2 separate regions of the Homo sapiens genome follow, and region 2 is linked to region 1. Evidence: chromatin loops called from intact Hi-C (ENCODE). Cell type or tissue: Calu3. All regions are shown on one strand. Links, peaks and the distances in the headings refer to the core of each region. The heading gives the core; the rest is flanking DNA. Region 1 overlaps MSN (moesin). Region 2 has its middle 140 kb from the start of MIR223HG.

Region 1 (15,068 bases), core at 2,898-10,897:
GTCCTACCTGGTGCCTGCCTCTTGCCAGACCGTTCTAGGCATATACAGGATGCCACAGTTTAACTGGTCTCACTGACAGTCTTTCTCTCCTTCTGTCACTGGACAGGCCCAGATGGTACAGGAAGACTTGGAGAAGACCCGTGCTGAGCTGAAGACTGCCATGAGTACACCTCATGTGGCAGAGCCTGCTGAGAATGAGCAGGATGAGCAGGATGAGAATGGGGCAGAGGCTAGTGCTGACCTACGGGCTGATGCTATGGCCAAGGACCGCAGTGAGGAGGAACGTACCACTGAGGCAGAGAAGAATGAGCGTGTGCAGAAGCACCTGAAGGTATACAAGTAGGGCCAAGGGGCAAGGAAACTATATGCATTGATTTAGTAGCCCATGGCATTCCCTAGACCATCATGGGGGATAGGTATAAGATCCTGTCCCAGTGTTGTATGGGAGCCCAAGCCGTTCTTAAGTGACAGCTTTAAGGATAGGCACCTCTCACTTATTAATCAGACCTTGGGCTATCTCTTCCCTTTTTGAGATTTTCTCTCTGCCCCACCTCCCACTCACTCCATTCACCTCTTACATTAAGAAAATATCTAGCTGACAAAATTCCCACCTGAATCTTTTGTATGTTGTTCTACTCTTAAAGGATACCCATTATCAACTGGTCCCCTAAGTTTATTTATTTTTTTTTAATATTCTTGCCCCACTGCAGTTCTAACAGAGTTGGAAATGACTCTCAATATTTATATATAGAGAGAAAGGGTGAGGAAGAAAGAAGGAAACAGAAGAGAAGGGAAGTCTGGTCAAATAACAGGAGGTAAAATGAGAGAAAGCCATTGACCTCTGTGTTCCCATACATCCTCACAGGCCCTCACTTCGGAGCTGGCCAATGCCAGAGATGAGTCCAAGAAGACTGCCAATGACATGATCCATGCTGAGAACATGCGACTGGGCCGAGACAAATACAAGACCCTGCGCCAGATCCGGCAGGGCAACACCAAGCAGCGCATTGACGAATTTGAGTCTATGTAATGGGCACCCAGCCTCTAGGGACCCCTCCTCCCTTTTTCCTTGTCCCCACACTCCTACACCTAACTCACCTAACTCATACTGTGCTGGAGCCACTAACTAGAGCAGCCCTGGAGTCATGCCAAGCATTTAATGTAGCCATGGGACCAAACCTAGCCCCTTAGCCCCCACCCACTTCCCTGGGCAAATGAATGGCTCACTATGGTGCCAATGGAACCTCCTTTCTCTTCTCTGTTCCATTGAATCTGTATGGCTAGAATATCCTACTTCTCCAGCCTAGAGGTACTTTCCACTTGATTTTGCAAATGCCCTTACACTTACTGTTGTCCTATGGGAGTCAAGTGTGGAGTAGGTTGGAAGCTAGCTCCCCTCCTCTCCCCTACCACTGTCTTCTTCAGGGTCCTGAGATTTACACGGTTGGAGTGTTATGCGGTCTAGGGAATGAGACAGGACCTAGGATATCTTCTCCAGGATGTCAACTGACCTAAAATTTGCCCTCCCATCCCGTTTAGAGTTATTTAGGCTTTGTAACGATTGGGGGATAAAAAGATGTTCAGTCATTTTTGTTTCTACCTCCCAGATCGGATCTGTTGCAAACTCAGCCTCAATAAGCCTTGTCGTTGACTTTAGGGACTCAATTTCTCCCCAGGGTGGATGGGGGAAATGGTGCCTTCAAGACCTTCACCAAACATACTAGAAGGGCATTGGCCATTCTATTGTGGCAAGGCTGAGTAGAAGATCCTACCCCAATTCCTTGTAGGAGTATAGGCCGGTCTAAAGTGAGCTCTATGGGCAGATCTACCCCTTACTTATTATTCCAGATCTGCAGTCACTTCGTGGGATCTGCCCCTCCCTGCTTCAATACCCAAATCCTCTCCAGCTATAACAGTAGGGATGAGTACCCAAAAGCTCAGCCAGCCCCATCAGGACTCTTGTGAAAAGAGAGGATATGTTCACACCTAGCGTCAGTATTTTCCCTGCTAGGGGTTTTAGGTCTCTTCCCCTCTCAGAGCTACTTGGGCCATAGCTCCTGCTCCACAGCCATCCCAGCCTTGGCATCTAGAGCTTGATGCCAGTAGGCTCAACTAGGGAGTGAGTGCAAAAAGCTGAGTATGGTGAGAGAAGCCTGTGCCCTGATCCAAGTTTACTCAACCCTCTCAGGTGACCAAAATCCCCTTCTCATCACTCCCCTCCAAAGAGGTGACTGGGCCCTGCCTCTGTTTGACAAACCTCTAACCCAGGTCTTGACACCAGCTGTTCTGTCCCTTGGAGCTGTAAACCAGAGAGCTGCTGGGGATTCTGGCCTAGTCCCTTCCACACCCCCACCCCTTGCTCTCAACCCAGGAGCATCCACCTCCTTCTCTGTCTCATGTGTGCTCTTCTTCTTTCTACAGTATTATGTACTCTACTGATATCTAAATATTGATTTCTGCCTTCCTTGCTAATGCACCATTAGAAGATATTAGTCTTGGGGCAGGATGATTTTGGCCTCATTACTTTACCACCCCCACACCTGGAAAGCATATACTATATTACAAAATGACATTTTGCCAAAATTATTAATATAAGAAGCTTTCAGTATTAGTGATGTCATCTGTCACTATAGGTCATACAATCCATTCTTAAAGTACTTGTTATTTGTTTTTATTATTACTGTTTGTCTTCTCCCCAGGGTTCAGTCCTCAAGGGGCCATCCTGTCCCACCATGCAGTGCCCCTAGCTTAGAGCCTCCCTCAATTCCCCCTGGCCACCACCCCCCACTCTGTGCCTGACCTTGAGGAGTCTTGTGTGCATTGCTGTGAATTAGCTCACTTGGTGATATGTCCTATATTGGCTAAATTGAAACCTGGAATTGTGGGGCAATCTATTAATAGCTGCCTTAAAGTCAGTAACTTACCCTTAGGGAGGCTGGGGGAAAAGGTTAGATTTTGTATTCAGGGGTTTTTTGTGTACTTTTTGGGTTTTTTAAAAATTGTTTTTGGAGGGGTTTATGCTCAATCCATGTTCTATTTCAGTGCCAATAAAATTTAGGAAGACTTCACAGTGACTCAATCGTTCTTTGTGGTATGAGTGGGTAGCTGTAAGATATTTCACTGCAGTTTCTATTTATATATTACCTTCTTATCTTTGGTCTCATTTCATCTATACCTCAGTTCTATGGAGAGGGGTGATATGACTATCCCCATTTTATATAGGAGAGAATGGGCTCAAAAAAGTATAATAACTTCCCAAGGTCACAGGACTGTCTAACTTAATAGTCTGTGCCCTTTCGGTAGTTCCAGGCCAACTTTTCTACTGTGGGTGTGGATCCTGCATTGACCATGTGATGCTCCTGGACTTGCCTGGCATTGGGACCTAAGAGGTACTTATTTGTATCTCTTGATTTCTCTTGGGATGCTCAGGCCCTGTCCTGCCTCTTTGTCAGGAAGGTCTTCAGGCTTTTCCTGCCTCCTACTACCCTCACATATTGTAGTGCCAATAAAGGTCAGGGAAACTACCTTGGGCCCTGTTGCAGAAGGCAGTGGGGAATGGAGTGTGAAGTGAGGATGGAGAGTGTGTGTATGTACAAAAGCTATTGGGTAGTACTTTATAGTTTATAAAACATGTATAAAACATTTTGTAGCCTAGATATGGTTATCCTCATTTTGCAGATGAGGAAACTGAGGCCAGACAAACCTTCTAAACTGTCCTGGACCTGGCACTCTCACTTACCACTTTCCTTCCTGGTAAGCCAACACTTGCAAGGAAAAGTAAGTTATCATATATTTCCTTCCTTCCTTCCTTCCTTCCTTCCTTCCTTCCTTCCTTCCTTCCTTCCTTCCTTCCTTCCTTCCCTCCTTCCCTCCTTCCCTCCTTCCTCTCCCTTCCTTCCTTCCTTCCTTCCTTCCTTCCTTCCTTCCTTCCTTCCTTCCTTCCTTCCTTCCTTCCTTCCTTTCTTTCTCTCTCTCTCTCTGTCTCTCTCTCTCTCTTACTCTTTTTATGGAGTCTCTGTTGCCCACTCTGGAGTGGAGTGGTGCAATCCTGCCTCATTGCAACCTTTAAGCGATTCTCCTCCTGCCTCAGCCTCCGTAGGAGGTGGGACTACAGACACACACCATCATGCCTGGCTAATTTTTGTATTTTTAGTAGAGATGGGGTTTCACCATGTTGGCCAGGCTGGTCTTGAACTCCTGGCCTCAAGTGATCTGCCTGCCTCGGCCTCCCAAAGTGCTGGGATTACAGGTGGGAGCCCATGAGGCCTGGCCCAGTTATCGTATGTTTTGTGAGCTTTAAATCCTTAACAACAACCCTTTGAGGCAGTGGCTCAAAAACTTGTCTGCACATTAGAATCCTTTAAAGATTCCAAAGCCCAGACCATATCTTCAAATCAAATTATAACCTCTAGTATTGGGATCCAGGCACCAGTGTATGTATTTGATGATTCCAGTATGTCCTCCTGGGGGTGGGCAGACATATACTAGGAAGAGGAGACATTTGCACAGCTTCAATTCTAAGGTAGCAGATATAGTTCGAAGTCCCTAGAACATCAGTGTAGGAGGAGGCCTTAGGAGTCTCTGCTAATGATTATCCCAACTGTTGTTGCCTTGGAAAGTGAAGGAGTTTTAGATCCCCTCCAACCACAACCAGAGGATCTCTGTTTTTGGATATTGGGTTGTATGTGTGTAAATGATTTATTTATTTATTTATTTTAAATGGAAAACAGGTAGACTTCTCCCAGGAAGATGGATGTGGCACGCAAGATAATGGCCCTCTAAAGACATCCATGTTCTAATCCATGGGACCTATAAATATGTTACCTTACGTTGCAAAAGGGACTTGGGATGTCATTGGGTTAAGGGTTTTAAGATAGGGAAAGGGTGCTGTATTATCCAGGTGGGCCCAATATAATCACAAGAGTCATTAAAGATGGAAGAGGGTCAGATTCAGAGAGATTTGAATATGCTATGTTGCCGATATTAAAGATGGAGGAAGGGGCCATGAAACAATGAATGCAGGTGGCTTCTATAAAATGGGAGAGTCAAGGAAATGGATTCTCCCCTAGAGCCTCCAGAAGAAATGCAGCTTTGTGGACACCTTAGTTTTAGCTCAGTTTTAGCCCATTTTGGACTTTCATCTTGTTACTGGAAAGGGGTTCGATCCAGACCCCAGGAGAGGGTTCTTGGACCTCTCACAAAAAAGAATTGAGGTGAGTCCATAGAGTAAAGTGAAAGCAAGTTTATCAAGAAAGTAAAATTATGGTTACTCCATAGGCAGAACAGCAGTATGGGCTGCTTGATTGAGTATACTTGTAGTTATTTCTTGATTATATGCTAAACATTATTCATGAGTTTTCTAGGAAAGGGGAGATATTTCCCCAGAACTGAGGGTCTCTCCCCTTTTTAGACTATATAGAGTGACTTCCAAACGTTGCCATGGCATTTGTAAACTGTCATAGTGCTAGTAGGAGTGTCTTTTAGCATGCTAATGAATTATAATTAGTGTATAATAAGCAGTGAGGACTGCTAGAGGTTACTTTCATTGCCATTTTGGTTTTGGTGGATTTTTGCTGGCTTCTTTACTGCATCCTGTTTTATCAGCAGAGTCTTTGTGACCTGTATCTTCTGCTGACCTCCTATCTCATCCTGTGACTAAAAATGCCTAACCTCCTGGGAATGCAGCCCAGTATGTCTCAGCCTTTTTTTTTACCCAGCCCCTATTCTAGATGAAGTAGCTCTGGCTCAAGCATCTCTGACAATCTGACCTCCAGAATTTGTTCTGTTTTAAGCCACTCTAGCATTATTCTCCATTTCCCTATTTCTTGAAATTCCTTATTCTTGAAATGACAATATTATAGAAATGGAGAAGGGAACAAATTAGTGGTTGCCTGCAGTTAAAGAACAAGGCAGGGGATGGAGAGCATGTGAGAAATGGATATGGCTATGAGAGAGCAACAGGAGGGGTCCTTGTGATACCTAGTGTCTTGACTATATCAATGTTAAAATCTTGGTTGTGATATTGAAGGCTAATTTACAAGATGATACCACTGGGAGAACATGAGTAAATTGTACATGGGATCTCTCTGTATAATTTCTTACAACTGTATGTGAATCTACAAAGACCTCAAAAAAATTAATTTAAAAAATAATGGGTAGAGATGCTGGGTATATATCCAAGAGCAATGAGTGCTTATGTCCACCAAAAGACATAGCAATACTATTTGCAATAGCACCAATCTGGAAGCTAGCCAGACTTTCATCAACAGGAGAATGAACAAAACAATTGTATATTCATAAATGGGGTATTACTCAACAATAAAAATGAATGGACTACTGCGATATTGTGAAATATATATATTTGGTCTTCCTCTTATTTCCTGGCATACCACTCCTAAAATCCTTGGGAGCTCCAAAGTGCTGTCTTTTTGTATGCTAATGATTGACTAATAACTTCAGTGTGGGACTGGTCACCAGAAAGACAAAGCATGAATAGAAGGTTGGGACTTTCCTCTAACCTCCAGGGAGGGGAGAGGGGCTTAAGGTCAAGTTGATTGCCAATGGCTAATAGTTTAATCAACCATGCCTACATAATGAAGTCTCCATAAAAATCTATTACGTTGGTGCAAAAGTTACTGCTGTTTTTGCCATTAAAAGTAATGGCAAAAGGTGTGGTGGCGCATGCCTGTAATCCCAGCTACTCTTCGAAACGCTGAGGCACGAGAATCACTTGAGCACAGGAAGTGAAGATTGCAGTGAGTGGAGATGGCTCCTCTGCACTCCAGCGTGAGTGACAGAGCAAGACTCTGTCTCAAAACAAAACAAAACAAAACAAAACAAAACAAAACAAAAACAACCCTCACTCTGGATCCTCCTTGAAGAAGAAGCCAAAATTCCTTAGCCTAGTGGCTCTTCACTATTTGACTTGTCTTATCTTCCACTATCCATCATCATCTATCTCCCCACAGCACTTTGCATTCCAGGCATACTAGACCTGGCATCCCTCAAAATCCCAGACTTTCTCATAATGACGTTCCATTGCAATAATAATTGTAATTAGCATTTATTAAATACTTACTGTTCAGTGTGCTTTACAGGTATTACCACATATCTTCACAGTATCTCTGAGACAAGGGCAGTTATTACAGATAAGGAAACTAAGGTACAGAAAGGATAAGTAACTTGCCCAAAGTCACATAGCTTGGAGTGACAGAGGCAAGATTTAAATGTTTCCTAGAGCTTCAAATTCAGAATAACAAATATATTATTTTTATTCTTATTCCACTTGGCTCATCTTCTTATGCCTCTCTCTCACTTGGTGGCGCCACTATCCACGCCTTTTTCCAGAATAAGAACTTGGATATTTCTCCTTGACAATTTTCTTTCCCTAGCGCGGTCCCAGTGCCCAATCTCCTGCCTTTCATTCTGCAAATAGCTTTTTAATGCCATATCTGCTTCTCTTCTGCTGCTGGGACCGTTGCCTCTAGTGAGTGGCCTCCTCACTAGATCTCCAGTCAACTTTCTATCCTCTGCTGCCAGTAACTTGTCAGAAACTTCTACTCTTCTTTTCTTTGTTCAGTTTCTCCATTCCTACCTGAGTTGGTCTCACATTCTCTGCAAGGCACAAGTGATTTCACCCAGTTCAGTGACTAATTATGGCCTATGTATTAATGACTCCCATGTTTATCTCTCTAGTCCATAACTCTCTCCAAGTTCAATTTGGACAACTAACTGCTCCCTTGAAACCTCTACCTGCATATCTAATACGATTCTTAAAGTTTACTTAGTCAAAGCAGAACGCTTGATTTTCTTCCCAAATCCTTTCCTCCCTCAATCTTCCTCACCTCAGTAAATGATGCCACCATTTGCCCAGTTGCTCAGGCCCCCAAATCAGGCACCATCATTCCTCTTTTCTCACTCCTAGAACCAGTTCATCGGTAGTAAGGCCTGTCCAGTCTACTTTCTTTCTTTATTTTATTTTATTTTATTTTTTCCATATGGACTCTCACTCTGTTGCCCAGGCTGGAGTGCAGTGGCATGATGTCGGCTCACTGCAACCTATGCCTCCTGTCCTCAAGCGATTCTTCCACCTCAGCCTCCCAAGTAGCTGGGACTACAGGCACGCACCACCACTTCTGGCTAATTTTTGTATTTTTAGTAAAGACAGGGTTTCGCCATGTTGACTAGCCTGGTTTTGAACTCCTGACATCAAGGGATGCGCCCACCTTGTCCTCCCAAAGTGCTGGGATTACAGGTGTGAGCCACTGAGCCCGGCCTATCCAGTCTTCTTTCAAATATGACTCCAAACACAACTACTTTTTACTTCCTCCAATTCATCACCTAATCTGAGCCATTATTACCTCTGGTCAGGACAATTGAAATGACTTCCCAACAGGTCTCTCTGCCTCCACTTTTGCTCTCCTACAGTCCATTCTTCACACAGTAGCCAGAGAGACCTTTTACAAGTGTAAATTAGGTTACATCACTCCCTTACTTTAAACCTCCCATGGGTTTTTTTCTTTAATCACACTCAGAATGAAATTCAAATCTGTACTGTTACCTTCCAGGCTCTATGTAATCTGGCCCTTTCTCACCTCTTTTTTCATTTCACCTCTTAGCACCCTTCCCTGGCTTACTATGCTTCAGCCACATTGTCCTTATTTCTTTTCCATTAATATCCCAAGCTCATCCAAGTATCAGGCCTTTAACTGCCCCATTGTCTGGAATGTTCTTGCCAGAGAATTTCCCATGACCGGCTCCTCATCATTCAGGTCCCAGCTCACAGAAGTACCCCTTTATCACCCTATCTGAATTAGTCCCCACTTCCCAACTCACATACACACCTATAATAGCTAACTTATATGGCTTACAATGTGCCAGATACCGTTCTAAGCCCTTTTGCATAAATTAAATCACCCTTACTATGCTCTTACAAGATAAATGCTGTTATTGCACCATATTATAGATGAGGAAGGACACTAAGACACAAAAAAGTTAAACAGCATTCCTAAAGTTACACAGCTAATAAAAAGGCAAACCATGATTTGAATTCATTCTCTATTTCATTATCCTGCTTTATTTTTTCATAACATTTCTCACTAACTGAAATGATCTAATTTATCTATTTCTTATTGTTTATTACCCATCTGTCCATCTAGAATATAACCTTCACAAAGGCAGGGACTTTTTTTGTTCACAGCTGTATTCTCCAACAACTTACCTGGACACAGTAAGTACTCAATGTTTGTTGAATGAGTTAATGGCTCCTCCCTAGGAATGTGCTGCTTTCTCTAGTTGGGATGATCTTCCTCTTTCTTTCTGAATTCCAACATATAATCTTTTTTAAATTTATTTTGTAATTGTTTTTAACTTCTTATTTCCATAGGTTTTTGGGGAACAGGTGGTGTTTGGTTACATGAGTAAGTTCTTTAGTGGTGATTTGTGAGATTTTGGTGTACCCATCTCCCGAACACAGTATATACTGAACCCAATTTGTGGTCCTTTATCCCTCACCCCCTTCCCATTCTTTCCCCGAGTCCCCAAAGTCCCAACATCTAATCTTTTAGGACCAGCTTCAGTCTTGCTTTCCCTCGGAAACCTCCTGTCCATCCTCCCCTCCTCACTAATGTACCATATTGTCTGGTCCTCCCCTGGCTTCAGCTCATGAATGAAATGACACTGAGTGGCTCTCTTCACGTGTGAATCTCAACCTGATTATACAATCCCTCCCAAAAGGGGCAATGTCTTTTTCATCACAAAATCTTCCACTGCCAGACCAAGCTTAGTACATAGGTTCTACATGAACACTTGCTGTATGAATTAGAAACTCAATTTCACTAAAAGCATTACCTTGCTCTTCAGATTATTTATAACCATGTGAAATTGCAGACCTGTCCTGTGGTAGAATTTGCTGTCAAAAGACATTGTTATTTTAACCTCTTGTTTTCTGTCTCCCAGCCAATTCGCCCACCCATAGCTGAAAGTCTTCCAATCCCAGAATAACTTAATTTTTCTCACAGCCCTTGGTTTGGATCTTGTCAGAGGGGTTTAGGAAGTGTCAATTCCACCCACTATTTTTACATATCCATTGACCTCTCCAAGAAAACTTCTAGTTTAGCCTGAGCCCCTTGTCTTGTCTTTCTCTGTTAGTACAATTTTCTTCCTCATCCTGGTTAGGGGTATCTTTGGTGAGTTTTGGGTCTATGTAAATAGAACAACTTGGCAGCAGGGTGGTTCAGCTGCCACTTTTCTGGATAAGTGAAAAACTGTTCAATGGTCTACATTTCTGAGAAGGTAAGGTAAGGGTCTTATTACCAGTGGCAGAATTTAGTCTCACCCAAATAGAAAAGGGCTTGTGGAAAAATATCCAAAATAAAGATAGCTCCATAAACTGCTCCTTGCAAATGCAATATCTTTGCAAAGTAAAACCCTGCCCAAGTACTGTCTGTTAGGGATTTGCTGAGCTGTGTGTTTTTTTTGCAATCAGTGTAGGCCCAAAGGGTCTTTGCTAAAATCCACTCTTGAAACTTGAAAATCCAGAATTATTTCTTCTTCTGAATTATTCCTTCTGATCTTGGAGCCCATGTTTTGTTCCTCTATTCCTCCTTTATTGCTTTCTTTTGCAGTAAGTATTTCCTAATGTAACACTTTAATTTATTTAGTGTTTTCTGCCTTTTTTTTTTTTTTTTTTTTAGTTATTTTGTTAGTGGTTGCTCTAGGGCTTAACATATACGTCTTAACTTGTGAAAATCACCTTCAACTTATACAAACTTAATTCTGGTGAGATAAAGAAACACTTACATGGCTCTATTATCTCCCCCTTTTGTGCTATTATTGTTATGTATATATATATATATATATATATTACATTTATATATGTCACAAATGCAATAATATATTGTTATTACTTTATACAATTTCAAGTCTATTAAAGAAATGGAGAAAAAGAGGAAAGCAAGTATACATTTATAGATTTTGTTATATTTTCTTTCTTTAATATAAATTTGCTCTCATCTACCTCCTTTGGGCTATTACTGTCAAATATATTACATTTCTATATGGTATAGACCCAACAGTATACATATTGCTTTATACAATTGTCTTTTAAATCAGTTAAGGAGAACAGAGAAGAAATATGAATTTACACTGTCTTTTATTCCATAAATAACTTTACTACTGCTCTTTGTTTCTATGTGTGGATTCAAATTGCTGTCTAGAGTCACTTTCTTTCAGCATGAAGAACTTTTCTTAACCCTAGAATTTCTGTTTGGTTATTTTTAAAAATAATTTACACCTCTATATTAATATTCTCCATTTGATAAATCTCGTGGCATCTTTTTACTTTGTTTTTTAATTGTAATTTTTTAATATTGAGATGAAATTCACATATTACAAATTCCACACTTTCAAAATGTATAATTCAGTGGATGTTAGTCTATTCACAAAGTTATAGGCTGCGCCTGGTGGCTCACACCTGTAATCGCAGCACTTTGGGAGGCCAAGATGGGCGGATCACTTGAGGTCAGGAGTTCGAGACCAGCCTGGCCAACATGGTGAAACTTCATCTGTACTAAAAATACAAAAATTAGCTGGGTGTGGTGGCAGGTGCCTGTAATCCCAGCTACTCAGGAGACTGAGACAGGAGAATCACTTGAACCTGGGAGGCAGCGGTTGCAGTGAGCCAAGATTGCACCATTGCACTCCAGCCTGGGTGACAAGAGTAAAATTATGTCAAAAAACAACAACAACAACAGAAAAAAAACAAAGTTATACAAATACCACCACTATCTAATTTCAGGGCATTTTTATCATCCCTAAAAGAAACTTCATATTCATTATCAGTCACTTTCTACTACCCTCCTCTCCTTACCACAAGTTCCTGGTAACTTTGGGGCCCCAGTAAATCAATAAGTTAACAGGAACCAGGGAGGAGCCAGGCTGGCAGAACAGGGACCTAACCCAGTTTGCAGAGCTCACCTCTTTGTGTGAAAAACCACAGTCAGTATCTTGCAACACCAGAAACGGAAAGCATGTGGGTCGCAAGACAGCTAAAAGCAGCATAGTGTTTCCCCTGGGCACCTGGATAGGAAAGACCTGGCAGTTAAAAATTACCCCAACATATTCTTAGCATACAGCACAAATTCACTTGCACATAGCCCCCTCCAGCATGACCTTATAAAACTTTTGTCCATCCCCTGCTTCTTTGCAGGCAGCCTCTTCCCTGCTGTGCTGCCCATTGCTTTCTTGCAACATGTCTTTGTACTTTCTTTAATAAATTCTTTTTCCTTTACCCACAACTGTCTTAGTAAATTCCTTTACTGCCCACAACATCAGCCCCAGCTAGTTGCACCCACAACATTTTGGTGGCCCATATGGGGAGTGTGTGGGACTGATCAGGGAGTGCTCCAAGACTGCTAGAAGAATGCTCGGGAGCTACTCAGGGAGTGCTCAGGAACTGCTTAAGAACGTGTCTCCTAGTTTCTCCCTTTTCTCTTCCCTAACTCCAACCTCTTGGTGGACAGTGTCCAAGCCTGGAGCCAATTGACGATCCCAGCTGAGGCCACTCCCCAGAAGACCAGAAGGTCCTGATAGCACGTCTGACCACTGCCCAATTGGGTGGGAGTTTAGAGTTTTGTTTTTCTTTCCAGTCTTCCTGTGAAAAAATTCCAGTATCTTTCTGGCAATTGATGGTCACTGGCCAGAGCTACTCTCTGGTGGAGTCTGAAGGTCAGGGGGTGAACAGGTTTGTCTGCCTTGTTCGGAAGAGAGGAAAGCTCTCTCCCCAAAGTCCCCAATCCCTACATGTAGCATGATTGGCAGCTAAAGCTCGACTAAAGCTAACCTACACATGTTTTGGGGAACTCAGACCCCCTCTTCCTCATTCTAAATTCTACTGTAAAGACAGCCAAACCTGCTCTGGATGTTGCCAAATCAGATGATTTCAAGTGGCCTCAGGTGAATCTCCCCATTCCCATTCCTTCTCCTGGGCTAGTTCCAGGCTGTGTTCTCCATTCATCCTCATTCCTCCTACCTGGACTAGCCATCCAGCATAAAACCCCAGGGCCATCAGCCACAATGCTGGGAGATCCTTCCAATAGGTAGGATGCCCCTTTGGAAAGTGCATCTCGAAGTCCCTCAGTGGACGTGAGTGGAACCCTTTTCCTCGGCAGGATGCCCTGAGACAAAGTGCAGTTCATGACCGCAGCGGACATTACCCCCAGCAGCTTGTCATTTTCAGTCCCATCATAGGACAAATCTCATCTGTTCCCTCAGACTCACCTCGGGGTTGCTTCCTAAAACACTGGGATTAATTTAACCCTCAGACTCTCAAAAAGAAATGTCTAATTTTCTTGTGTAATACAGCATGGCCCCTATGCAGGAAATCCTCAAATTAGCCTCCTCATTCTTTTATAACTGAGAGCCGAATAAGGAGAACAAAGCTAAGAAAAAAGAAAAACACAGGAACATTAGGCAGTCTCAACTGTTGGCTGTTTTACAAGCCCCCAACCCCCTCCAGGTAGCCCTAAGGACACTCCTACAGGTAACTGCCATCGTGCAAAAGACCAGGCCACTGAAAGGCAAACTGCCTTAATGGGATAAATGTGAAAAAGCCCTGCGTGGCTTGTCCCCTCTGCCACAAGCTCGGCTACTGAAAATGAAACTGCCCTAAGGGTCAAAATGTTCCCCAGAACAGAATCCCAACCCCTAATGGCCTTGAGCTGCAGGTACTCTCTTCTCTGACTGGCTCCCAAATCAGAGTCATCATCAACAAGACAAAGCCAAAGGCAACTCTGGAGGTGGCAAGTAAAATAAATAAATTTTTTAAGTTCAAGAACTGCCTACTCTGTACTAATCTTCTTCTCTAAGCAACTCTCCTCCAAATCCTGTCAGGTAATGGGGCCAAGTGGCACCCCTTCCTTCAGTAGAAAAATTCACACCACTTTATTCTACTTAAAGGATAAATTACCATTCTCCCAAGAGTTTCTGGTAATATCTAAATACCCCACCCCCCTTTGGGACAAGAATATACTTTCTAAGATGGGTGTCTGCTTTATATTTACCCAAACTCTAAATTCCTCTTTCCCTCTAATAGCCCTATTTCTCCCAGGAAAGCTACCTAGATCTATAACCAATAGCTTCAACCTAAATATTCTTACCTCAGGAGTTTTAAATATAGCCCACACTTATTCACACAAACAAGAAATCTAACCGAGCAATCCCTTGATGGGGGATAACTTCTACATCATGTAGATAACCTCCTTATCTGCTCCCTCTTCTCAGGACTCACACAACAACATGTAATACAAACCATAACTTCCTAACAGAATAAAAGTAGCTCGTCTAATTAAAAGATTACAAAGGTGAAGAGGTATTTATGGTAAGAAATGTTACAAAGAATCTTGTATGGGAAATTCTTGTCCTAAAATAAAATAACTGGTTGCTTAAGAAAAGAGGATGTCTAGGACAAGTTAGAAAGTCCAACAAGTATGTCACTGCCAAAAGCAATCTACATATTCTTTTTCTTTCTTTTCTTTCTTTTTTTTTTTTTGAGATGGAGTCTCATTCCGTCACCGAAGCTGGAATGCAGTGGCACAATCTCGGTTCACTGCAAACTCTGCCTCTTGAGTTCAAGCAATTCTCATGCCTCAGCCTCCTGAGTTGCTGGGATTACAAGAGTGTGCCACCATGTCCAGCTAATTTTTGTATTTTTAGCAGAGACGAGGTTTCATCATGTTGGCCAGGCTGGTTTCGAACTTCTGACCTCAAGTCATCTGCCTGCCTCGGCCTCCCAGAGTGCTGGGATTACAGGCATGAGCCACTGTGCCCAGCTGCAGTCTATATATTTGATGCAATTCTCATCAAAATACCATCATCATTCTTCACAGAACTAGAAAAAACAATCCTAAAATTCATATGGATTTTAAAAAGAGCCCACATAGACAAATCAAGATTAAGCAAAAAGAACAAATCTGGAGGCATAACATTACCTGATTTCAAACTATATCACAAGGCTATAGTTACCAAAACAGCATGGTACTTGTATAAAAATGGGTACATAGACCAATGGA
Region 2 (15,068 bases), core at 3,485-11,484, 130 kb after region 1:
TGCAGTTGCTGGTGCTACTGTCACTCTTAGTATGATAACTTCTTATGGCACTACTGCCACTTTGAAAGTGTTTTATGGTCAGCTTAATTTTCTGTGGGAGAATGAGGCCTTTAGGCAGGAACCTGGTAGCTCTCCTGCCACCCCTTTGATGCCTTCCATGTCCTAGCACCCTCCTCTGAGAAGAACATACTTTCCTTTCCACTTTGTTGGAATAACAGTAATAGCTAAGTATTAACGAGCACAAGCTATGTACCAAGTAATTTTCTAATTTATTTCAATCCGTTCGTCAGAGCCTCATTAGAATTGTACAATTGTAATTGTACAATATACAATTATTAGCCTGTTAGGTATGAAATCTAACATACAAAGAAAAGTAACTTTCCCAAGGCCACACAGCTAATAGATAGCAAAAACAGACTTTCAGACCATCTTTTTCAAGGCTTGGGCTTTTAACTACTATAGGCCAAAGGGAGAGAAGAATAAGGAAACACATTGCCTATTTATGGTGTAAAATTATAAAGAATAGCAAAGAAATGATTACTGTAAAAACTAGGATAGTAGTTACCTCTAGTGGGGAAAGATGGAGAGGGAAATAGGGAGGAGCACATGAGGTAATGTTGAGGTGTTGGTATTGTTTTATTTCTTGACCTGGTCGTGGTTATGCAAGTGTTTTGCTTCATAGTTATTTATCAAATGCTACTTGTATGGTTCATGTTCTTTTTCTGTATGTATTCTTTAAATCATATTTTCAAGTTAAGGAAAACCTCAGAATAGTACTGCTCATGTCTGTTTTCTTGCTTTGCTTTTTGTTTCCTGTACTGAAGGTCAATCCAGGGCCTGTTTAGGGCTGTGGTTAACTTCTGAGGTACACCTTAGGCAAGATGATGCCTAAGATGAGAGACACCCAGTCCAAGTCATAAAGCCAGTGAAAGACAAGTTTAGTGGTAGCTTGCCTTACAGTGATCTATGTCTTCAGCCAAGCAGCAGCAGTAGTCATGGTGAGAGAGGGTGCTACAGGGGTGGGGCTTTCCAGAAAAGAATGTTGTTGTGGGTATTTCTGAAGGCTAAAGTCATGCTTTCTGAGCCCATAGAATGGTTCTTAAGGGCCTGAAAACTCTGAGTGTTCAGGGAGGGGGCGGGAAGCAAGTATATTCACTTGATTTTTCTTCACTTGCTTTTCCCCTTTCTTTCCTCCCCAAAAGTATTTGCCCTTTATCCAGTTTATACCCTCTTCATCACACATCTCCTCCTCACACATACTGGCTTAGGAATACAGAACTGCAGACTTAGAAGGAGTCTTAAATTTCAGCTATTCCTCCTATTTTTGAAGAAAAAATTATTTCTTTTAGCAAAATTATATGCACAATATATTAAACAGATAATATATCGATAATATATTGATCATCCCACTCTGGCCTTCATATTCTCAGAAACACATCTTAGGAATAGCAAAACATGTTTAAAAAAAATCACTGTTCTAAGCCACCCTTCACCTCCTAATGGTACATAGGGAAATTTATGCCTAGAGAGTAGAAGGGGGCCTGGCTGAGACCACACAGGATATTAGTGTCAGAACTGAAACTGGAGCCAAAAGTAACTTGAGAACCCCCTTACCAGAAGAGGAACACAGCAGAATTGTCAAAAATATATTTTAAAAACTTATGTACCCTGTGAAAAATGACAAATGATTCCATTGCATACAGCAAAAGTGTAAGAACTACAAAAATTTCAAAATAGTGAAAATGATTAGTATTAAACTTAACCAAAGAGGCTAAAGAGTTATACACTGGCTGGGTGCGGTGGCTCATGCCTGTAATCCCAGCACTTTGGGAGGTCAAGGCAGGTGGATAACTTGAGGTCAGGAGTTTGAGACCAGACTGGCCAACATGGAGAAACCCTGTCTCTTCTAAAAATACAACAACAACAAAATTAACTGGGCATGGTGGTGTGTACCTGTAATTCCAGCGACTCGGGAGGCTGAGCTAGGAGAATTGCTTGAACCCAGGAGGTGGAGGTTGCTGTTGCGGTGAGCCAAGATCTTGCTACTGCACTCCAGCCTGGGTGACAGAGTAAGACTCTGTTTCAAAAAAAAAAAAAAAAAAAAAGAAGACTTATATGCTAAAAACTACAAAACATAGCCTAAAGAAATTAAAGACACACATAAATGGAAAGACATTTTAAGCTCATGGATTGGAAGACTTTAATATTATCGAGACGTCAATACTATAAAATGATCTATAGTATCGATGCAATCATGGTCAATATCTCAATGATGTTTTTTGCAGAAATAGGAAAGTCTATGTGAAAATTTATATGAAATCTCAAGGAATTGCAAATAACCAAAACAATCTTTAAAAAGAACAGCAAAATTGGAGGACTCACACTTCCTGGTTTCAAAACTTACTGCAAAGATACAATAATCAAACAATGTGGTTCTGGTATACGGATAGGCATATATATCAGTGGACTACAACTAAGAATCCAGAAATAAACCCATATATCTTCAATACTGATTTTTGATAAGACTGTCAAAACATGTTAATGGGCAAGCATAGTCTTTTAAACAAATGGTGCCGAGGCAACAACATAGCCACATACAAAAGAATAAATTTGGGGCCCTACCTCAAACCACATACAAAAATTAACTCAAAATAGATCAAAGAACTAAATGTAAAAGCTAAAACTATGAAACTCTTAAAAGAAAATACACGGGTAAATCTTAATGAATTGGGTTTGGCAATAGATTCTTAGATATGACGCAAAAAGCACAAGATTAAAAAGGAAAAAAAGATAAGTTGAATTCAATTAAAATTAAAAACCTTTGTGCCTCAAAGGATACTATCAAGAAAGTGAAAAGACAACCTAAGAGTGGGAGATAATATTTGCAAATAATAAATCTGATAAGGGTCACGTATTTAGAATATATAAAGAACTCTTATAATTCAACACACAACCCAATTAAAAATGGGCAAGTAACTTGAATAGAAATTTCTCCAATGATGACATACAAGTGGTCAATGAACACATGAAAAGATGCTAAACATCACTAATCATTAGGAAATACAAATCAAAACCACAATGACATAACACTTCACACTTACTCTTATTAGGATGGCTATTATAAGAAAATCAGAAAACAACAAGTGTTGTCAGTTATGAGGAGAAATTGGAACTCATGCATTGCTTGTGAGGATTTAAAATTCTACAGCTGCCATGGAAAACAGTATGGTGGTTCCTCAAAAAGCTAAACAGAATTAGTGTATGATCCAGCAATTCCACTTCTAGGTGTAATTCCTAAAGGAATTGAAAGCAGCGACTCAAACTGATATTTGTATACCCATGTTCATAGCAGCATTAATCACAAGAACCAAAAAGTGGAAGCACCCAAATGTCCATCAATAGATAAACAAAATGGGGTATATACTTTCAATTGAATATAATTTAATCTTAAAAACAAAGGAAATTCCAACACATGCTACAACATGGATGAGCCTTCAAGACATTATGCTCAGTGAAATAAGCCAGTCAGGAAAGGACAAATATTATACAATTCCACTTATACGAGATACCTATGGTAGTCAAATTCATAGAGACAGAAAGTAGAATAGTGGTTGCCAGAGGCTGGGGTCAGGAGACAATGGAGAGTTATTGTTTAATGAGTGTGGGTTTTCAGTTTTGGATGATGATAAGTTCTGGAGGTGGATGGTGGTGATGTTTGTACAACAATGTGAATGTACTTAATGCCACTGAACTGTACAATTAAAAATGGTTAAAAGGGCAAATTTTATGTTATTCATATTTTACCAAAGTAACAAAATAAATGACAAACATATTAGAGATAGACAGAAGACACTGGAATCCAGGGTTTGAAGAAAGAACCCTGTTCTGGAATGCAGCAAGGAATCAGAAAATGGAGAAAAGTAGTAAAAGTGGCCTGTCTTAATACTTTAGTTTTGTGAAGCATTGGAACCTACAGTTCTTTCTTGCTCACTGCAGTGATTTTCATGCTGTGCTGCTCAGAAGCTGAGGCTTCTGGTGGCAGGGCAGGGGGGTTGTCTCACAACTGACCTAGCAGCAAAAATGTAAATGGCTGGAGGAATCCATGTAACTCTTTTGGTTGTTTCATCTATTGGTTAAGGGTTTGTTAAAAGATAAAAATTAATCAGCTGCTAAAAATTTTGAAAACCAATGCTCATCACAACAAAATTCATATCATATGTCATTTCAAAACTCAATTTATTAGAGACATAAATGCCCTTGGACACATTCTAATTTTTACAACTCGATTTTAATTAAATGAGATAATGCATGTAAAATACCTCGCACAAGGCTTTGCACATGGGAGATGTTCAGAAAATAAAATAATGATGAATTACTTTATTTTCTTCATTGTGTGCTCTTCCTCAGATCACAAGCTAGCTGAAAGGAGAGAATGGGGCCATTTTTTAATGGGCTATTGCAAAATACATGAAACATAAATGTTCACTTTAAAGTTGAAAATATTTTATCCCAAGTTGCGGTCAATTAATAGGCTCAGAAAAAATATTATGGTTGCTGCATTTATTTATTATTTCAATCAGGAAATATTCATGGAGCACTCGCTATGCATTACGCACTGTGCTATGTCCTGAGCATACAAGTCAGACAGTCCCTGCTGTCAAGTAGATCTTCTCATTTGAAGGAAGCAGACAAGTAAGAAAAAAAATCAGTATAAATGAAAACCTAATATACAATAAAGGTTCCACCAAAAATTAATCGGGACAGAATGGATTATTTAGTAGATAATGTTGGAAAAACTGGCTCACTATATTAAGAAAAATAAAACTGAATCCCTGGCTAACACTACATACAAGGATGGATTCAAAATTGATTAAACATCTAAATATTAAAGATGAAACATGTAAAGTTAGTAAAAATTTGTAAAGTTAATTAAAAAAAATTAGGAAAATGTATTTGTGACCTAGGGACAAAAAAGGATTTCCTTGTTTTTTTTTTTATTTCCAACTTTTATTTTAAGTTCAGGGGTACATGTGCAGGATGTACAGGTTTGTTACATAGGTATATGTGTGCTACAGTAGTTTGCTGTACAGATCAGCCCACACCTAGGTATTAAACCCAGCATCCGTTAGCTATTCTTCCTGATGATCTCCCTCCTCCAACCCCCCACCCTCTGAAATGCCCCAGTGTATGTCATTCCCCACTTGTGTCCATGTGTTCTCATCATTCAGCTCCCACTTATAAGTGAGGACACGCAGTACTTGGTTTTCTGTTTCTGGCGTTAGTTTGCTAAGGATAATGGCTTCCAGCTCTATCCATGTCCCTGCAAAGGGCATGATCTCATTCCTTTTTATGGCTGCATAATATTCCACAGTGTGTTTGTACCACATCTTCTTTATCCAGGCTATCATTGATGAGCATTTATGTTAATTCCGTGTCTTTGCTGTTGTGAATAGTGCTGCAATGAACATACACATGCATGTATCTATTATAATTATTATTATAATTATTCTATTATAATAGAATAATTTATATTCCTTTTGGTATATACCCAGTAATGGGATTGATGGCTCAAGTGGTATTTCTAGTTCTAGGTCTTTGAGGAATCGCCACACTGTCTTCCACAATGGTTGAACTAATTTACATTCCCACCAACAGAGTATTTCTCCGCAGGCTTGCCAGCATCTAATTTTTTTTTGTCTTTTTAATAATCACCAGTCTGACTGGCATGAGATGGTATCTCATTGTGGTTTTGATTTGCATTTCTCTAATGATCAGTTATGTTGAGCTTTTTTTCATATGTTTGTTGGATGCATACATGTCTTCTTTTAAGAAGTATCTGTTCATGTTCTTTACTCACTTTTTAATGGGGTTACTTGTTATTTTCTTGTAAATTTGTATAAGTTCCTTGCAGACTCTGGATATTAGACCTCAGTCATATGGATAGATTGCAAAAATTTTCTCCCATTCTGTAAGTGGTCTGTTCACTGTGGTGATAGTTTCTTTGCTGTGCAGAAGCTCTTTAGTTTAATTAGATACCATTTGTGAATTTTTGCTTTTGGCGTTTTCTTTTTTTAAAAAATTTTATTATTATTATACTTTAAGTTTTAGGGTACATGTGCGCAATGTGCAGGTTTGTTACATATGTATACATGTGCCATTTTGGTGTTTCCCCATGCCTATGTCCTGAATGGTATGGCCTAGATTTTCTTCTAAGGTTTTTATAGTTTTGGGTTTTACATTTAAGTCTTTAATCCATCTTGAGTTAATTTTTTTATAAGGTGTAAGGAAGGGATCCAGTTTCAATTTTCTGCATATGGCTAGCCAGTTCTCCCAGTACATTTTATTAAATACGGAATCCTTTTCCTATTGCCTGTTATTGGTCTGTTCAGAGTTCCTATTTCTTCCTGCTTTAATCTAGGAGGGTTGTTTGTTGGCATCCAGCCAGGAGGTAGTGCTTTCAAGAGTGTATCAGCTGCAGAAGTATAGAGAGAAACTTGCCTTGGGGTCGCCTGGTTTAGTATTCAGGTTTCTCAGGTGGTGGGCAGGACCACAGAGCTCCCAAGAGATTATGTCCTTTGTCTTCGTCAACCAAGGCCGGTAGAGAAACACCACCAGGTGGAGCCAGGGATAGGACTACTCGAGCTCACACTGTCCTTGGGCAGGGCTCACTGCGATTGTGTGGTTCCCAGGACAATGGAGTTATAGTCCCAGGGGAATTATGCCTGCCTCTGCTGAGTCATACTGGTAACCAGGGAAGTAGGGGAAATCAGACAGTCACAGGCCTCACCTTGCTCCCAAGGAGCCTGCAGTTCTAAAGGCCAGTCTCACTCCCACTGTGCACACCCACCCCCAACAGCACCGAGTGACCACCAGCATCCTTGCTGAGAAAGCAAGTAGACTCAGTTTTTTGGTATCTCAGGGAGCCTACAGTGGCTCCAGTTCCTTCAGAGGGTCTGTGAATTCTCTCAGTTTTCCTGGTATGTTCCTGCGGTAGTTCTTGGAGCAAAAGTTCATGATGTGAGTCTTCACATGCTGCTCTGTCTGTCTGAGTGGGAGCTGCAAGCTAGTCCTGCCTCCTATCTGCCATCTGAGACCTGTGGGCTTTTCTCTTTTCCATGTTCCCCTACCTAAATCCCTGGCACAATACCTTTCTAATATTCTTCTGCAGTTTTCTGTTCTCTTAGGAACGCTTCTCTTCTTCCTCATGATTCTATGCCTTTTCTGCAGTCCTGTTTCTTTGAGACCCTTCCCTGTATCACTGGTGCTTCATCCATTTTCTGTAATCTTACCTCTTTCCTAGGTTTCTGGGGTTTCTTGGTCTCTTGGAGTTCCCTATCCCCTATGTCCCTGTGGCATCATCTGTTTTTCTAGTATCCTCTCTAGATCTCTGAGGCTTCACCCATTTTTTTCTGGGGTCTAATTTTTTTTCCTGTAGTTTCCCTGTTCAAATCCCCAGAGCTCCACTTTGTTTTCAGATTCTATGTCCCTGCTGGTGTCTCTTTCCACTTTCTTGGCCTCTTTCTCTTCCTGAATTTCTTCAGTCACCTTGGTTTCTCCTCTCTGGTGTTGTTTTTTGGTTTTTTTTTTTGTTTGTTTGTTTTTTCTGGACCTTGTCTGCCAACCCCCACTTTCCTACTAAGCCTGATGCTGAGGTAGCTAATTCAGCATGATTTGTGCTTAGGTGGTGCAGAATCCAACCCCGCAGGAAATGTGCCAGAATTCTATCATTTAAAGGTTGGAGAGTCAAGAGGAAAGAAGTAAAAGTGAGTGCACACTGTCTGCCAAAATCTGTGTTGTGCTTTTTCACATGCATTACCGACTGCAATCCTCACAGTAGCTCTGTGCATGGATTTTGGTATCCCCATTTGACATATGAATAAACTGTGGCTTAGTGGAGAAAAGCTTCTTGGAGCTGGATGGAGCAGAGGGAAATCCTTGCCCTCTCCGAGTGTTAGGTAGGGTAGGGAGTCATCACCTGCATTCTAGAGAGGGGGCTCAGGCGTCTCTGCCCAGGCTGCACCTCTCAGACTAGGGAGAATTCCAGCTCTACAGAGGCCCATGGCAGCCTACTCTCTCAGGATCTGACTCTGCAGGGCGCTCTCCCGGCGTGGCAGGAAAGAAAAAAGTGGTTTTCGCACCTTGGTGGTGGCTTCAACACCTCCAAGTTTGGGGTGTGAAAGTGGGATGTTGGCAGGGCTTCCAAGCTATGAGGGGTGGAGTTGGTCCTGAGGTGCTCCCTCCCTCAGCCCTATCTCCCACCACACCCTTGCATGCATCTTGGTGGCCATAGAGCGCAATGGCCACCTGTTCCTTTCCTACGGCCCCAACTACTTACCTTGCTCGGATCCTTGTTTCAGGTGTCCACGTGCCTTGGCTAACCAGATCTGGGACATGGCTGGCTAGTGCAGGGCTTGTCCTGTGCCGCCTTCACCCGAAGGATGGGGGAGGTGTGCACCACAGGGTTGCAATTCCAGCAGGTGAGAAATCTGCAGTGCCTGCAGCTGGAGCTTTGGTGGGGATGCCACAGCTGCAAAGCTCTCTTTGGCAACCTACTGCCCAGAGTCCCGGTGGCCCCGACTGGTGGGAGTGCCTGGAAGGCCAGGAAGTGAGTGTGGCCTAGGTATCAGGAGAGAGGGAGAGAGAGAAGAGGGCCTACAGCGTTGGAGCACGGCTGCACAGCCTGCTCCTGGACTGTACAACTTACTCCTGGACTGCACAACTTGCTCCTGGACTGCAACCTGGACTGTCACGAAACAGCTCAGTGACCAGAGATGATGTGGTCGGCCTGCTGGCTCTGTTAAAGGGTTTCAAACTTCCCAGTAGCCTGCCTTCTGGCCATCCAGCTAGGCTTCTCCTTGCCTGCTAAATAAGGGCATGAGTCACCTGGGACCCTGCTGCACCAGACTGGAATGTGTTGGTCCCAGTTGGGCTGGGGAGAGCCTCTGGCCCTGAGACCGCTCTGGGGAAGGGCTGTGGGAGAGCTGTAAAGGGGAGGGGAGAGAGTCTGGTGTAAATCCAACAGCACAGTGACAGGGACAGGGGCTGCAGAGAAGGCTCTAGAGAATAAAGCTGTATTGAATTGGGCTGAGAGGAGGCTGAGAGAGGGGAAGAGGTGAGACTGGGGCCATTGTAGAGAGAGGGGCAGGGGCTAGGGGAACCCAGGGGAGACAGACTGGGGTTGGAGGTCCAGAGGAGAGAAAAAGAGAGTCCATGGCAAGACTCTTGGTGAGTCAAGGCTCTAGGTGAGTGATATTAAAGAGAGCCATGATTGAAGGGAGGGGTCACTGAGAGATCAAGACATGGGCTGGCAAGTTTGGGGACAATTTCTGGCCAAACGTGTAGTGACGAATTACATTCCAAGATCACAGGGAAGGACATGAAGCACTGAGGTTTAGAGATCAGTACCTTCTCAATTACTCAGTAAACGTCACTGGATCCCTTCAATCCACACAGCCCTACTATAGTGCTATAGGGAATCCACAAGTGGCGAAAGCACAGAAAATCCCCATTCCGAAGGAAAGAGTGGAAATATCTCACTTAGGAGTGAGTTCAAGCAGCACTCAGAGTATGAGTCAGCAAGGCTATGAGCTAAGAGGCTTAAGCCAAGGGTGAGCACTTTGCGATGAGAGTGTTACTGACAGTGAATCCATATCCATATGAGTCTGCAGCAACCTCAATTCTTGCCTCATCAGATGAAAGAATTCGACTGAGGGCATAACACAGAAGGAGAAACTAAGGCAAGTTCTACAGCAGGAGCGAAAGTTTATTAAAATGATTTAGAACAGGAAGTAAAGTACCCTTGGGAGAGGGCCAAGTGGGCGACTTGAGAGATCAAGTGCACAGTTTGACCTTTTGGCTTGGAGTTGGCATACTTTGGGGGTCTTGCAGCCCTTCTCCCCAGATTCTTCCCTTGGGGTGGGCTATCTGTATGTGCAGTGGCCTACTAGCACTTGGGAGGAGAGCATGCACAGTGTGTTTCCTGGAGTTAACTGCTCCAGTAAACATGCATGCTCACTTGAAGTGTTCTTCCCTTACTAGCTGAATATTCACAGAAGGTCATATACCAGTTAAACGCCACCTTTTTTCCTCTTAATGCACATGCTTGAGCCCACTTGCCCACCTCCTGAGATCTTATCGGGAAGCTGCTGATCACGTTTCAGGAGTTTTTCTATTGGGAGACTGTCTTTCCCTGGAGCTGGCTGCCACCGATTATTATTTTAGAGACACAGTGTAACAATTGCCTGACCATCACCTTATAGTTGTCTGACATTCCTGGTGGAGGTGGTGTCCTCTCCTGCACTGCTCATGTCTGACTAGCTGCCAACTGTAACAAGGAATTAAAAGCAAATATCTGGGTGCTCCGAATGTTTGTCTGTAGAACGGTGATGAGGTCAGGAGAGTAATGTGTAAGGGCCAGATAAGCTTTTGAAAAAAGTGCTGGGTCAAATGGCATTTCTAGTTCTAGATCCCTGAGGAATCGCCAAACTGACTTCTACAATGGTTGAACTAGTTTACAGTCCCACCAACAGTGTAAAAGTGTTTCTATTTCTCCACATCCTCTCCAGCACCTGTTGTTTCCTGACTTTTTAATGATTGCCATTCTAACTGGTGTGAGATGGTATCTCATTGTGGTTTTGATTTGCATTTCTCTGATGGCCAGTGATGGTGAGCATTTTTTCATGTGTTTTTTGGCTGCATAAATGTCTTCTTTTGAGAAGTGTCTGTTCATATCCTTTGCCCACTTTTTGATGGGGTTGTTTTTTTCTTGTGAATTTGTTTGAGTTCATTGTAGATTCTGGATATTAGCCCTTTGTCAGATGAGTAGGTTGTGAAAATTTTCTCCCATTTTGTAGGTTGCCTATTCACTCTGATGGTAGTTTCTTTTGCTGTGCAGAAGCTCTTTAATTTAATTAGGTCCCATTTGTCAACTTTGGCTTTTGTTGCCATTGCTTTTGGTGTTTTAGACATGAAGTCCTTGCCCATGCCTATGTCCTGAATAGTAATGCCTAGGTTTTCTTTTAGGGTTTTTATGGTTTTAGGTCTAACATTTAAGTCTTTAATCCATCTTGAATTGATTTTTGTATAAGGTGTAAGGAAGGGATCCAGTTTCAGCTTTCTACATATGGCTAGCCAGTTTTCCCAGTACCATTTATTCAATAGGGAATCCTTTCCCCATTGCTTGTTTTTGTCAGGTTTGTCAAAGATCAGATAGTTGTAGATATGTGGTGTTATTTCTGAGGGCTCTGTTCTGTTCCATTGATCTATATCTCTGTTTTGGTACCAGTACCATGCTGTTTTGGTTACTGTAGCCTTGTAGTATAGTTTGAAGTCAGGTAGCGTGATGCCTCCAGCTTTGTTCTTTTGGCTTAGGATTGACTTGGCGATGCGGGCTCTTTTTTGGTTCCATATGAACTTTAAAGTAGTTTTTTCCAATTCTGTGAAGAAAGTCATTGGTAGCTTGATGGGGATGGCATTGAATCTGTAAATTACTTTGGGTAGTATGGCCATTTTCATGATATTGATTCTTCCTACCCATGAGCATGAAATGTTCTTCCATTTGTTTGTATCCTCTTTTATTTCCTTGAGCAGTGGTTTGTAGTTCTCCTTGAAGAGGTCCTTCACATCCCTTGTAAGTTGGATTCCTAGGTATTTTATTCTCTTTGAAGCAATTGTGAATGGGAGTTCACTCATGATTTGGCTCTCTGTTTGTCTGTTATTGGTGTATAAGAATGCTTGTGATTTTTGTACATTGATTTTGTATCCTGAGACTTTGCTGAAGCTGCTTATCAGCTTAAGGAGATTTTGACCCAGCCATCCCATTACTGGGTATATACCCAAAGGACTATAAATCATGCTTCTATAAAGACACATGCACACATATGTTTATTGCGGCATTATTCACAATAGCAAAGACTTGGAACCAACCCAAATGTCCAACAATGATAGACTGGATTAAGAAAATGTGGCACATATACACCATGGAATACTATGCAGCCATAGAAAATGATGAGTTCATGTCCTTTGTAGGGACATGGATGAAATTGGAAATCATCATTCTCAGTAAACTATCGCAAGAACAAAAAACCAAACACCGCATATTCTCACTCATAGGTGGGAATTGAACAATGAGAACACATGGACACAGGAAGGGGAACATCACACTCTGGGGACTGTTGTGGGGTGGGGGGAGGGGGGAGGGATAGCATTGGGAGATATACCTAATGCTAGATGACGAGTTAGTGGGTGTAGCGCACCAACATGGCACATGTATACATATGTAACTAACCTGCACATTGTGCACATGTACCCTAAAACTTAAAGTATAATAATAATAAAAAAATAAAAAGAAAAAAGTGCAGGCAGGTCCTGGGTTAGGATGGGGAGCAGTTCTGGAGCAGCTGCTGGAAAGATAAGTGGGGCTAGCTGACTGTGTTTTGGCAGAAACAGGACTGGGGCCAATGCAGTCACTGGTAAAATGGGGCCAGGAGCTTGCTGCTGGCAGACCCCTTGGACACATTTCTTGGGCTCTCATCCTGTTGCCAAGAAACAAGTCGCCACCTGGACAGTGCCCTGAGCTTGAATTCTGTCTGAGGTTGCTCTGTAGTTCCACCCCTACCCCCACTTTCTCCAAAAGGTTCTGTCGGAAACCTGTATCCTGCCTTACTGACAAGATTCTTGTATTTTGACCATTCAGGCTGTTTTACGGTATGACACCTCATACCATCACACACAGACTTGACTCTGCCTACAATACCTTTCTTCCCCTTTGTCACCAAGCCAACTATTTAACCTTTAATATCCTGTTCAAATGTCATCTCCTCTGTGAAGCCTTTCTATAAAACCCTTTTCCCTCAAAACCACAACAAAATATTGCATTTATTCCCTTTTCTACATTTCTACAGAATTTTAGTTTATGCTTCCAACCTAAAGCTTAATGAGGTTTATTTTTTCATTGTTATTTCACATGTGTTCCATAAGTAGATGGAGAGTTTCTTGAAGGTAAGACCATTGTTACCTCTGTGTCTCCATTGACTAGTCTGTTACACAGATAATCATAAGGGGCCAGTAAGTAGGTAACTGTTTGGTACAGAATATATCAGAGTAGTGAGAGATAGGATTCTGGAAAAACAGTTATTACAATAATCCAGATCAGTGGTAATGAGGCTTTAACTTGAGCAGCGCAGATGAAAAGACCCACACTGATGTCAGTCCTGCTGCAGTGGGAGAACTGACAGGGCCCTGTGATTGATTTGATGTGGGCAGCCAAAGGGAGGGAGAAGTGTGAGGTGATTCTTAAGGCTTGGAGTCAGGGTTGGGAGGATGGAGAGATTGTCTATAGAAACTAGGAAATCAAGGAGGTTGAATGAAGGGCATGCTTTAAGCATGTTTAACTTGAGATTTAGGTAAAAATTTGTGTCTGAAGGAGAGGATGGAGCTGGACACAGAAAGGAGCCTCCTCACTTAAATTATGTAGACTCAGAATCTTGAGGACGATCCTGTTAAACTCCCCCTTTTCTCAGACACACCCATTATATAAGTGAAAGCAGATGACATTTTGAGGGTCTGTGTCACAGGATTTATGGACAGCACATGGAGGGGAGTGAGGCGAATTTTGAGCTACCAATGAAGACCTATGTTTGAAAGAAATTTCATCTTTAAGGAGGACTAGACAGGTGTATGGCAACTAAAGCGTGTATATGCTAGGCTGGAATTCTTCCAGAAACTATGTGGCTTCCCAAATGCTGAATAGCCTTCTTAGATGCTGGATAGCAATCTGGACAGCATCTTTCTTTTTTTTAATTTTTTTTTTTTTTTTTTGAGACGGAGTATCACTCTGTCGCCAGGCTGGAGTGCAGTGGCACAATCTTAGCTCACTGCAACCTCCACCTCCAGGGTTCAAGTGATTCTCCTGCCTCAGCCTCCCGAGTAGCTGGGACTACAGGCACCCGCCGCCATGCCTGGCTAATTTTTGTATTTTTAGTAGAGACGGGGTTTCACCATATTGACCAGGATGGTCTCGATCTCTTGACGTCGTAATCCACCCGCTTCAGCCTCCCAAAGTGCTGGGATTACAGGCATGAGCCACCGTGCCTGGCAGACAGCATCCTTCTTTAAAGCACACATTTACTTGTCTTTCCTTCCATTCAAACTCATGTGTCCTGTGACCTCAAGATCCTGTTGTTTGCTAGCTAATCCAATAAAATCTCTCACTTTTCCTTTCCATTCCCACCAAGTTTCCTAGTATGTGTTTTTATTCCATCTAACAGATGTCAACAGCCTTCTATCTTGTGATGGTCCCTAATCTTTTCTCCAATTCATTCTGCATACACCACCTACCATTTTCTCAATTCAGTTAATAAATGCAAACGGCTTAGCACAGAGCTTGGCAAAAAATAAATGCTTGATAAATTGCAGCTATTATTATTCTTTTACATGTCCAGAGAGAGAATAGTGCGGTAGAAAGAACACTAAAATGGGAACCAAGACGGGTCTGCCACTGGCAGTGCGTGACTTAGGCCTCAGTTTATTCCTTAGGAAAATGGGGGTAATGAGCCATGATCTGAATACCCTATAAGGCTGTTATGAGATGCAGGTTTAATGAGATCTTGAGTCCAAGACCAAGCACAAGCATAATAGGCTGCCCATATGGTTCATTATGATAGGTAATGAGAAAAGTGAGAGGACAGTTGAGGAGAGGGATGTGAACAATAATGAGGTCCAATCCTAGAGAAGGCTGTGGTCAGGGCCAATGAATGTAGAGGTGAAATAGAGGGAGTAGTTTCCCTTATTACTGTGCTGTTGCATCATACATATATTTAACTTATAGAAATTTAGTTGTATGCTGCTTGGCAAAAAGACAAACGGTGCTTTATTTACTATGTCATTGTTTCCCCAATTTAGACTGATCTCCACTGACCCAGAGAGAGAAGAGGGGCCATGACAAAAATATGCAGAGAAACAAACAGAAGTTAAATCTTGATTTTTTAGCTTCTAAATGCCTATCTAGGTCCTGGTGATTTAAAAGATTTTCAAGGGAAATTTTGACCAGTCTCAATTTTTGCTTTTGT

What was found. Peaks named below come from ENCODE experiments on the same cell type or tissue, not always from the same donor. Only the 100,000 strongest peaks of a DNase experiment are listed, where the experiment ranks them.
Region 2: it touches region 1 in a loop (5-fold over the local background); 3 of 110 quality-filtered maps call a loop at or near these places.

Annotation. Positions count from the first base shown.
Region 1 is chrX:65,738,864-65,753,931 of GRCh38, forward strand. MSN (moesin) reads left to right here. Exons shown (of 13, transcript NM_002444.3): 12 at 107-331; 13 at 866-3,068. The coding sequence ends at 1,030. Among named protein-coding and RNA genes, the nearest start is that of MSN, 79 kb to the left of the region's middle. RefSeq lists an enhancer at 12,208-12,267 and a silencer at 13,532-13,730. In Calu3, for the core only: no CTCF peak of the experiment used is centred there; a DNase peak (open chromatin) is centred at 6,248.
Region 2 is chrX:65,865,416-65,880,483 of GRCh38, forward strand. No RefSeq gene overlaps it. Among named protein-coding and RNA genes, the nearest start is that of MIR223HG, 140 kb to the right of the region's middle. In Calu3, for the core only: CTCF peaks have their summits at 6,594 (motif pointing right) and 6,802; a DNase peak (open chromatin) is centred at 6,656.